2 separate regions of the Homo sapiens genome follow, and region 2 is linked to region 1. The links are chromatin loops, found by intact Hi-C in ENCODE. Cell type or tissue: endothelial cell of umbilical vein. All regions are shown on one strand.

Evidence for each region. Peaks named below come from ENCODE experiments on the same cell type or tissue, not always from the same donor. Only the 100,000 strongest peaks of a DNase experiment are listed, where the experiment ranks them.
Region 2: it touches region 1 in a loop (7-fold over the local background); 6 of 110 quality-filtered maps call a loop at or near these places.

What each region holds. Positions count from the first base shown.
Region 1 is chr4:119,556,168-119,561,167 of GRCh38, forward strand. PDE5A (phosphodiesterase 5A) reads right to left here. Exons shown (of 21, transcript NM_001083.4): 7 at 4,129-4,196. Among named protein-coding and RNA genes, the nearest start is that of PDE5A, 70 kb to the right of the region's middle. In endothelial cell of umbilical vein, a CTCF peak has its summit at 3,082 (motif pointing right); a DNase peak (open chromatin) is centred at 3,084.
Region 2 is chr4:119,312,424-119,317,423 of GRCh38, forward strand. FABP2 (fatty acid binding protein 2) reads right to left here. Exons shown (of 4, transcript NM_000134.4): 4 at 4,827-5,000. Among named protein-coding and RNA genes, the nearest start is that of FABP2, 7.2 kb to the right of the region's middle. In endothelial cell of umbilical vein, a CTCF peak has its summit at 2,105 (motif pointing right); a DNase peak (open chromatin) is centred at 2,128; H3K27me3 peaks cover 481 bases.

The sequences.
Region 1 (5,000 bases):
TGGACATATATGGCCACCCAGAATAAAGACCACATTTCTCAGCCACCCTAGTGGCTTAGTATTGCCATCTGGCTAAGTTCTAGACAACAGGATGTAAGAGTAAATGTCTGTGATGGCTTCTAGTAACCTTCCTAAGAGACAGGTGATACATGCTGTCTGTCCCTTCTTTCCCAGTCCCCCATCCTACTGTTTAAAATGTGGATATAATGACTGGAGCTGCATCCTTGACCCTGAAGGAAAGGGCCATATCCTAGGGATGTAAGGTAGAAAGTCCAAAGGTGTCTTGGTCCCCAAGGTCTTTGTGGAGCACAGCTACAGCACCGAGCCTGAGCTGGCTACCTCTGGGCTTTTACAGGAGAGAGTAATAATACTGTGTTCTTGTTTAAGCTATTTTTATTTTGGGTTTTCATGATCCACAGTTAAGCCTAATCCTAAGTGATACGGTGTAACAATGCAAGCACCACACGTGTGGAGAAGATGGACAGGTAGCACCTAAATGGAGTGGAATAGGGAAGAGGTAGCATTAGAGAAATGAATTCACAGTTGGTTCAGAATTTTTAAAGGAGAGACATCAGGAATGAAAGGTAGAGTATTCCAGGCAGGAAAAAACAAAACAAAACGAAACAGTATAAAACACATTGCTGACATGGAAGAGTTCTATGTGTAACTGGGAAACACTAAATAGTTACAGATTGTCAAGAATAAAATGATGATTTCAGGCTGAAAATGTTAGGCTAGGACAGATAGTGAAAGATTTTGAAAGTGTAATACAAGGAATATGGATCTCATTCTTTTACTGATGGGAATATTATAGTGTCCTTTAGAATGTGCCTCAGAGCTCCAATTGTAGAAAGAGTAGCTGACCAATGTCTCAAGTTGCTGTGCTCTGGAAGCCATCAACAAGTTTGCACTGAGGTCACCTCTACCAGGGTTGATCCCAGAGAAAAAGACTGAGCACACTAGGGACACTAAAGTAGGCCTAATCCTGGGAGGCCCAGTATTCTTCTCACAGTAAATTTCAGCTAGAGGACTTCCCAGCAGCCTTGCCAAACCTTCCTTAGAACTGTTCAGCTGTCTAGGATACTTCTGTACAACTTTCCTTCCTTCTTCCTCTCCTTAACTCTGGGTCAGACTTTCGTGTTGGTCTGATGGCTTTCCTGGCTCCTTCCCTCTGGTTCTCACAGGGTGTTTTCTCTAATAAATTTCTGCACATTTAATCTAATCTTGGCATCTGTTTCTTGGAAGACCTGGACTAACTCACACATCTAAGGCTTTTTGTACAATGTGTATCAATGAACTGTATATGAGTGCATTGTTGGGATGAGAGAATTAGGTACGTGGAGCTTGAAAAGATAAATTTCTGTGCTTTAGAATTAAATGGGAGTCACTGCAGGTAATGTAAACCAAAGACAAATAAAAAAAAAATCAAAGAGACATGGAAATAATAGCTAACACTTACTGAATGCCAGAAATTTTCTGAAGCATTTTATATACATTATCTTATTTGATTCTTAGTACAATCCTACTACCACTACAGATGAAGAAACTGAGGCTTTGAGAGATTAAATAATTTACATGAAGTCTCACAGCTAGTAAGCCCAGTATGTGGTGCAACTTAAATACTTACATTTAAATACAATCAATCTGACTTCTACATTCTTCTACACTGTATCCACAATTTTTTAAAGTAGTAGTCTTTACTTATTTAATTACACTTATATTTTCTAATATGATAATCAATAACAAGTATAAACTAATATGTATATTCCAAGAAAGTGACCTAAAAGGATTAATTCTATGTATTTATCATTTTATGACACAAATGTGCATTTGTGAATGAACATAAAGTTAATTAGTATGGAATTATAGCACTAAAATATCTACTTCTTAAAGAGCTAACATAAACGGCACAACATTATACTCATTTTTTTCCTTCTAATTGGGTGGCTCTTGAATTGAAGCACAAAAACTCTAAAACTTCCCACCATGTGGAAATGAGCCTCCCTTTGGAAATTCCTGGGCAACTCAACTCCCAAGAGCTTACTATGCTTTATCCCTTTTATGATATGCTTCTAATAATTATGTGTAATGTTCACCCTGAATATGTTGTTTTACATTTAACATTTCAAAACCATCTTCAGTATATTAATTTATGAGGTCATTAGTGGATTGGTTGGAAAAATCTCGAATGAGCTATACTTTTTAATTGATAAATAACTTCCTGAAAAGAATGATTTGCTTACTGCTAACATCAAATTGCCTAGTACTTCATCAAATTGAGAGATGGCAAAGTTTGGATTGGCAAAGTTTTTAATAATGAGAATTGGAGTCCTAAATCCTACCAATAATCAGTTTTAGGAACAAAATAAAGAATTTGCTGGTGAAAAATAAGTATCAATATTAGTTTTGCCCTTTTTCAAAATGTTAACATTACTAAACACCATTTTAAATTCAGTTACTGCAAATTTAGGCCTGTTACCTAATTTTTATTAAAATAAAAAAAATCTCAGAGGCCTTTTACTGTATCACTATAATAAAAGCTAACTTTACCATCCCAGCTAAAAACAGTGAAACCCCGTCTCTACTAAAAATACAAAAAATTAGCCGGGCGTAGTGGCGGGCGCCTGTAGTCCCAGCTACTTGGGAGGCTGAGGCGGGAGAATGGCGTGAACCCGGGAGGCGGAGCTTGCAGTGAGCCGAGATCCCGCCACTGCACTCCAGCCTGGGCGACAGAGCGAGACTCCGTCTCAAAAAAAAAAAAAAAAAAAGCTAACTTTAAATGTTTAGTTAACATAAGCTATTACTGTTGAAATGATTTTCATTATTGTAAAGTCAATTAATAAATCAGTTAAAATGATCCATGTAAATTAGTCTCTTTTAAGGTAATCACACTGACCTATTTAACCTTTATAAAAAATATCTTTATACTAAGACTGTCTTGGAATCATTAAATCAATAAGTGGAAAGATCCTTTCCATTTTTCCTACAGAGAGGGAATGTGGTATTTAGAAACAAATATATATATAGCAAGACATTTTTGTGTTTTTTTAAATGCATATTTACCAGTAGAGGTCACTATCACACCAATTCACTGGATTTGTCCAGCTACTGCTAAAAGAAATTAGAGGGCCTGGCTGAATTTATAAGAAAAAAATCAAAAGCCAATACCTAAAATATAATACACAGGGATATGCTGCTGCACAAATATTAAAAGATAATGTAGATAATTCATCATTTTGGACTTTTAATATGATTATCATACTGATGTTCCTATTGTCCCATGGAGGTAAAGGTAAATATATAAACAGAGATGCCTATATTTCTATTTATGTATAGGAACTCATTATTTATGCAAGCCAAAAAGTAAAATATTCAAATATTTACATATGTCCTACCTAGAAACTTTCTAAAATCTTCTTTCCAAAAAGGAAAAAAGATATTACAGCATCATAAAATTAAAATAATATATATTAATGTGCACATTTTCAGACATTTCAAAAGGATTCAATACTAACTAAAACAATGTCAAATCTGCTAGAAAATGCAATGGCACAGGAGCTTAGGACAGAATAGGTGTGGAGACGGGATATAATCTTCAATGCATGATCAGCAAAGCCAAGAAGGAAATAAAGGTCAGCAATTCAATTATGACCATGTGAACCCCAAATTCCAGGACATCAGAAAACTCTCTGGTTAGACAATCCATGGTTTATCTCCCTTGACTACTCACTTCATGCCCAAGTCAGCAGTCAAGGCTTAAAGTCAGGTCTACCTTCTGAGTCAAATGAATTCCCCATCTGCCTCCAAGTTACACCCCACCCTTTGCTAATTCCTAAAATCCTTTAATAGGAGAAAAGGCCCTTCCTTGTACCACATTGTCAAAATAATAGTCTAGTAATGAGTTTTGATTTAAATATAAATACTTAACAAAGTAACAACTTTAAGTCACTGTGGTCAATAGTCTCTCCATCTTGATGGAGGACGACTTAGGACCGTAAATGTGAGAAAAGACAAGAGACAATAAAATAATCTGTAGCTTATATTTCTTAAATCAAACTGGTCATGAAATAACTATTTAGCCAATATTATATCATGTGATAAAGACAAGTAGAGAATACGTGCTTTTACCTTGTTAATGTATCAGATGATTTTTCTAATTCCTCACACTCCATGTGAAACACACTAGAAAAAGAATCCTAAAAACAGACAACACAGGCTGAGAAATAAGTTTGACAAGGTAATGAAAACTATCTAGATACAGACATACATGCTATGGAATTGACAAAAGACCCCAATACTTGTAGTATATTTTTACTTATTCTTGGACAAAATAGACCCAAGTACTCATTTTATGACATCCTCAAAACTGCTTCCCATTTAATTAAAATAAAAGTTTCGTTCATATAATTTCTGATTTTCTCTTGGAAGAATGATTATATGAGGACTATTTGTTTTTTTCTAGGTGCTGATGGATTTATTAGTTTCAAAATTTTTTACACTTATTGAAAATTCTCAAGTTTTGGCTTTTAACGCTTAAGTACATTGATTGTTGTTAAATCCCAGGTAAAGAATCCCTTCTTAAAAAGATGTTTCATTCAGTAATACTTTATGTGATTATTAAAATAACTGTGAAAATTTTAACAACATAGAGAAATACTTTTGAAATTACATTAAAGGTGTGGTGGTTCATGCCTATAATCCCAACACTTTGGGAGGCCAAGGTGGGTGGATCACTTGAGGCCAGGAATTTGAGACCAGACTGGCCAACATGGCAAAACCCCTACTCTACTAAAAATACAAAAATTAGCTGGATGTTGTGGGCATGCCTCTGTCATCCCAACTACTGGGAAGGCTGAGGCACAAGAATTTCTTGAACCTGGGAGACCAAGGTTGCAGTGAGCTGCGATGGTGAGATCGTGCCACTGCACTCCAGCCTGAATGATACAGCAATACTCTGTCTCGAAAATAAGAAAGAAAAAAAATTTTTTAAATCACATTAA
Region 2 (5,000 bases), 240 kb before region 1:
GAAAGTCTGTACAATTAAGCATCTTATGAAAAATAGTTCAATGGAAAGTATAATTCAAGATTGCATATATTTCTATGAAAGCCTACCGTTACTCCTTTATAATACTTATCGCAATAATTTTTACTTATTCAATATGTCTTCTATGTCTAGATTCTAAGCTAAGCAGATTCAAAGTTCCATGGGAACAAAATAGATTTGTCTTGTTCACCACTAAAACTCATGTCATATTTAGCACATGGTAGGTGCTTGGTTCATATTTGGTTAAAGGAATATGTATTCTTGGCTACTCAGAATACGAGGAGCCTATACTGAACAAGTTATCTTTTTATCCACCAGAAGCAAGAATTCATTACTTCCACATCTAAAAATGTTATCTCACCCCTCTTTTCTTCTATCCGGTTTTTGTTTACTAGAACTCATCATGACTGCTTTTACCTCATGGCATCTGTTGTTTGCTTTTCCATCTGTATCTTAACTTTTGCCCATCATTACTAGCTAATGACTTTCTCTGTGTATTGAAGTCAAATTCTCAACAGAGACCCTACCTGGTTTTAATTAATGAGAATTATTGGTCTTGGACAGAGTTCTCCTATCATTGGCTGCTCTCAAGTATAGAAATTGACTGCCCTTGGGTCAGGTGGCCATTTTTGACCTAATCAGATATGGCTAGGGTGATCTGGTTCAGAATAAGTTTATCTGTTTGTAAAGAACAACAAGGACTTATTCCCTCAGTAGATCTTCTGGGTTTAAGAAAGAATGGGGAAAGCTGGCTTTCTGAGGCTGGGGCTGCCCAGCATGCCCCAAATTACAATCATTAATATTTGCTATGTGTTAGAGGGATACAGTGTGGGGTATAGATATAAGACCCTATCCTTGCCCTCATATAGCTCACAAACTAGAGGAGGCAGGCAAGCAGATTGAATATAGAGTAATGGTATTGCTGGAGTTGAACACTTTGTGCCATGGGAACATGCAGGACAAACACTCAGTCTGGACTGGGATTGTGAAATAACCTCCATCTTTACTGAGGTTTCTCTGTTCCAAGTATATGTTAAAGAGAGGAAGTTCTGTGTCACAATGATGCCCTTCAGTATCCTTTTTTTAAAAAAAATCTTGTTTAAAAGTTTCTAAATTAAAACCCAGTGAAGGCATTGAGCATATACTCCTTTACCTAAAAGACATTTTGTTTTCAAGTTTAGGAAGAGTACTGTTCTTTGACTTTCAGGTGTTTTCTCCAGTGAATATAGTGAGTGTGCCAGAATCATTTGATAAGAACAGTTACACTACCTGTAATCTGAGAGATGTGGCTTTGAAACTGGGCTGACATTTAGGGAGCACTTCCTTGCCTGTCCTCCTTCAGAGTTCTACTACTCCTTCATTTCACAGCAGTCCTAACTACTAATTGTTTAAGCTCCCTCTTTCATTCCTGGAAATCTTGATTACATGGCAGGGAGGACTTCTCGCAATCCATCATTCTAATGGAATCTTCAATGAGGATATATATGGATGAGAGAAGCCCTCTGGAACACTATGCTTTATCCATGACTATTGATTTCCACCATTTGCTTCAAACTTTCATCTTCTGCCACTGTCTTGCATACTCTTCTTTTCCAGTCAATTCTCCAGTAAAATCTGTTCCAGACAATAGCTTGAAGGTTGGTCATCGGGCCTGAAGGCAATATACACCACCCTGCATATTAGCACCCACTGAGTGAGAGTATAACCCTACTCTAGATGACCATCCAATGCTGAAGATGATGATGCTATTCTTGGTATTTCGATTCAGACCCAAGATGAGCCTGAGAGTTTGTATCCATTTGAGGAAATTCTTAATCACCTAAATATCTCTACCAATAGTGTTCATCATTAAATACTTGCTGTCTGGCACATAGTGCTTTTTTAAAATTATTTTTTGTTCAATAAATGAAAGCAGTTTTAGTGGATCGGTTCAAGAGGAGTCTTTGTATTAGCTTTGTTTAGTGTGGAGTTTGGAACTGAAGAAGCATTTAATAATTAACATTTTAAAGTGTAGACTACGGTATATCAGACCTTTCTGGAACACTCCCTAGACACTGAAATGCGGCAAAGACACTGCATTGGAAACCTCCGAAAGAGTCTGTATCCTTGGCCAGCAGATGGCATTCTTATACTATAGTTTAGAGAAAGCAAGTAGCAAAAGGTAAAGAAGCACTTCTTAATGATGAAGTGACCATCTACCTCCTTTTTCCCTTCCCCATCACCACATAACCTTATCTCACTTCCATTTTATCCCAGGCAACTATCTTTTCCATCCATCCATTCACCCTTCTTTAGGTGCCTAGAGATGTCTTGCTACCATTCTCTCTAGTTGCTCATAGGAAAATATCTTTTGTACTTATTAATAGTCAATCCATAGAAATAGGACAAGCCACATAATTTTCAGGGCCCTGTGTAAAATGAAAATGCAGAAGTTGTTCAAAAAGTATTGAGAATTTTAGGACAGTAAGAAAAGAGCATTAAACCAAGCACAGGGCCCTCTGAGCCCACACAAGCCATACACCCATGAAACCAGCCATACTTTATAATGTAAATATTTCCCTCTTCCCATCCTACCTTCCATTGTTCTAATGTCCTGTCCCCTGTGACCCACACCAAAAAGGCTGCTTAAGAAAGGAAGGAATCACTAAATGTCATTCAGACATCATAGAATCTTAGCACTGAAAGAAAATTTGGAGATCTAGTTCAATCCTCTCATTTTAAAGATGATTAAACTACATTCCAAAGAGATGAAGAGACTCTCCCAAAGTCCCCAGCTAGTTATGTCACAGACTGGACTGGAACTAAGTATTCTCATCTACCAGGCCAAGGCTCACTCTCTCACGCAGACTCCATGAGAGGTATTTTAAGAAAAGAGTTTTCCCATCTACTCAGGATATACTTTGCCCCATTTTCTCTAGAGGAGAAGGGTACATGTTTATGTTACATTTGAGTACCAGGTATATGCCAGGCATTACACTCGATGTTTTATACATAATACCTCAATTGCAACAAGCTCAGAAAATCATTACATTTTCCCCATTTTTCAAATGAGAAAAATAGAGAATCAGAACTTGAATTTTAGTCAGTAAATGGGCAGACAAGAATTTGGGCAAGTCTGTGATTCTAAAACCCATTCTTTTTCACCACATCATTCCTAAATTTTAGGAAAGCTGAGTCAGCCTGTGTTTCCTGAACATTGGTCTTGTTTTTGGTCAGCTCTGGGTGATTTGGGGACTCTTTCCAGGCTATGTTCTTCAAATTTACCAGGTTTGCTACTGCCTTGGTGTCTTTGCTCCAGGGTGTTTCCTCTGCTTGAAACACTCTTCCCCCAGATATTTCATGAAAAACAGGACCACGTGTTGGAGAGGTAACAGGGCATCTGATCATATAGGGTCTTACAGGTCATTGTAAGAACATTGGCTTTTTCCTCTGAGTGAAAATGGAAGCCATTGCAGCAGTTTGAGCAGATAAGCGATGTGATCAGATTTAGATTTTTAAAGGATCCTTCTGGCTGCTGTGTAGAAAAAGAGACTAAAGGGGTGGAGTAGGGAAGGTAGAAGTTCTTGGGCTTTTTAGAGAGTTGTAACAGTAATCCAGGAAAAAGATAATGGTGGCTCATACTAAGGTGATAGCAGTGGAAGTGATGGGAAGTGGTTGGATTCTGGAGTTATATGTGTATGTAAGTACTATATTTTTAACTTCTTGTTATGGAAAATCTCAAATACATACAGAAGTACAGAGATGAATATAATGAATTCCTGTGTTCCTATTCAGTGAACCTATCATATGTTATTATGTGTCAGGCACTTTGCAACAGCTGCAAGAATTGCCAACTTGTATCAATCTTCCTCCCCAACCCTAGATTGGGGAGAAAGCAATTTGAAGCAAATCCCAGATACCATATTGCATGTGTAAATATTTCAGCTTCTACTACTCCAACTGCTTCTGACTGCCCCGACATTCTGCTATCTACCCTATGGTTACTGCTTGTTCATAGTTTCAGGTACTCATGACTTCTACTTATTGTCTGCTCTATTTGTCCTCTTTAAGCCTTTTTCCTTGCTATCAACTACTAACTGTGTACTTCTCAAATTCAAACTCCCTAGAAAGAGGTTCTTGCAGGTTCAGTTAGTTGTCATTTTTCCTTCTACACAGAGCTCATGATCTGGCCAAATTGTGGTAGATTGGCTGCTCTTGGGTCAGGGACCCTCTTTTGGCCAAGCAGGGTGGTGTAATGACAAGGTTGGTTTTCCCGAAAAACGGTTGTTGAAATGGAAGTCACTTAACAAATAATAGGCTGTTCTCCAATACTAATAAATAGTGGAAATTTAATTCTAGAAAGGATATAAATGGTGAAAAAAGTCAGCCTGCAATGAGACTAGAAATAGATAAGTGTCTAATCACTCAACACCATTATTTTACAGTCTGACCTGACTCATTTAGAGTGCTATTCTTGGGTGCCACTGAGGAATTAAGGACATTTTTTTTCTTAATATATTTTTGTTTATAACAGGCTGAGTAATAGCATAGATCATAATGATCTAGGCTGAAAGTCAAGACCTACATTTAATTCTTCTGTTCATCATGGACTTTGTACAATATTAGACAAGCTAATAAACTTCTTTGTGCCTTTGTCTCTCTCAGTTTTTGTATTGAGATTAATACCTGCCTTTTCCTGATTCATATATGGTAGACACATAAGATTAGAGGGATAAAAATACATTGAGCTTTTATGAAGAGAAGCATGTGAAAATCTAAATAATTACTATTTCCTATGTGAAGATTTTTATGAAATTATAAAATGAACATAGATTTAAGGTATTTTTATATAAATTTAAGGAGTACAAGTATAGTTTTGTTACATTGATATATTGCATAGTGGTAAAGTCTGGGCTGTAACCATCACCCCCTGAATAATGTACATTGTACCCATTAAGTAAATTATCATCGCCCCCTGCCAACCCTCCAACTCTTCCAAGTCT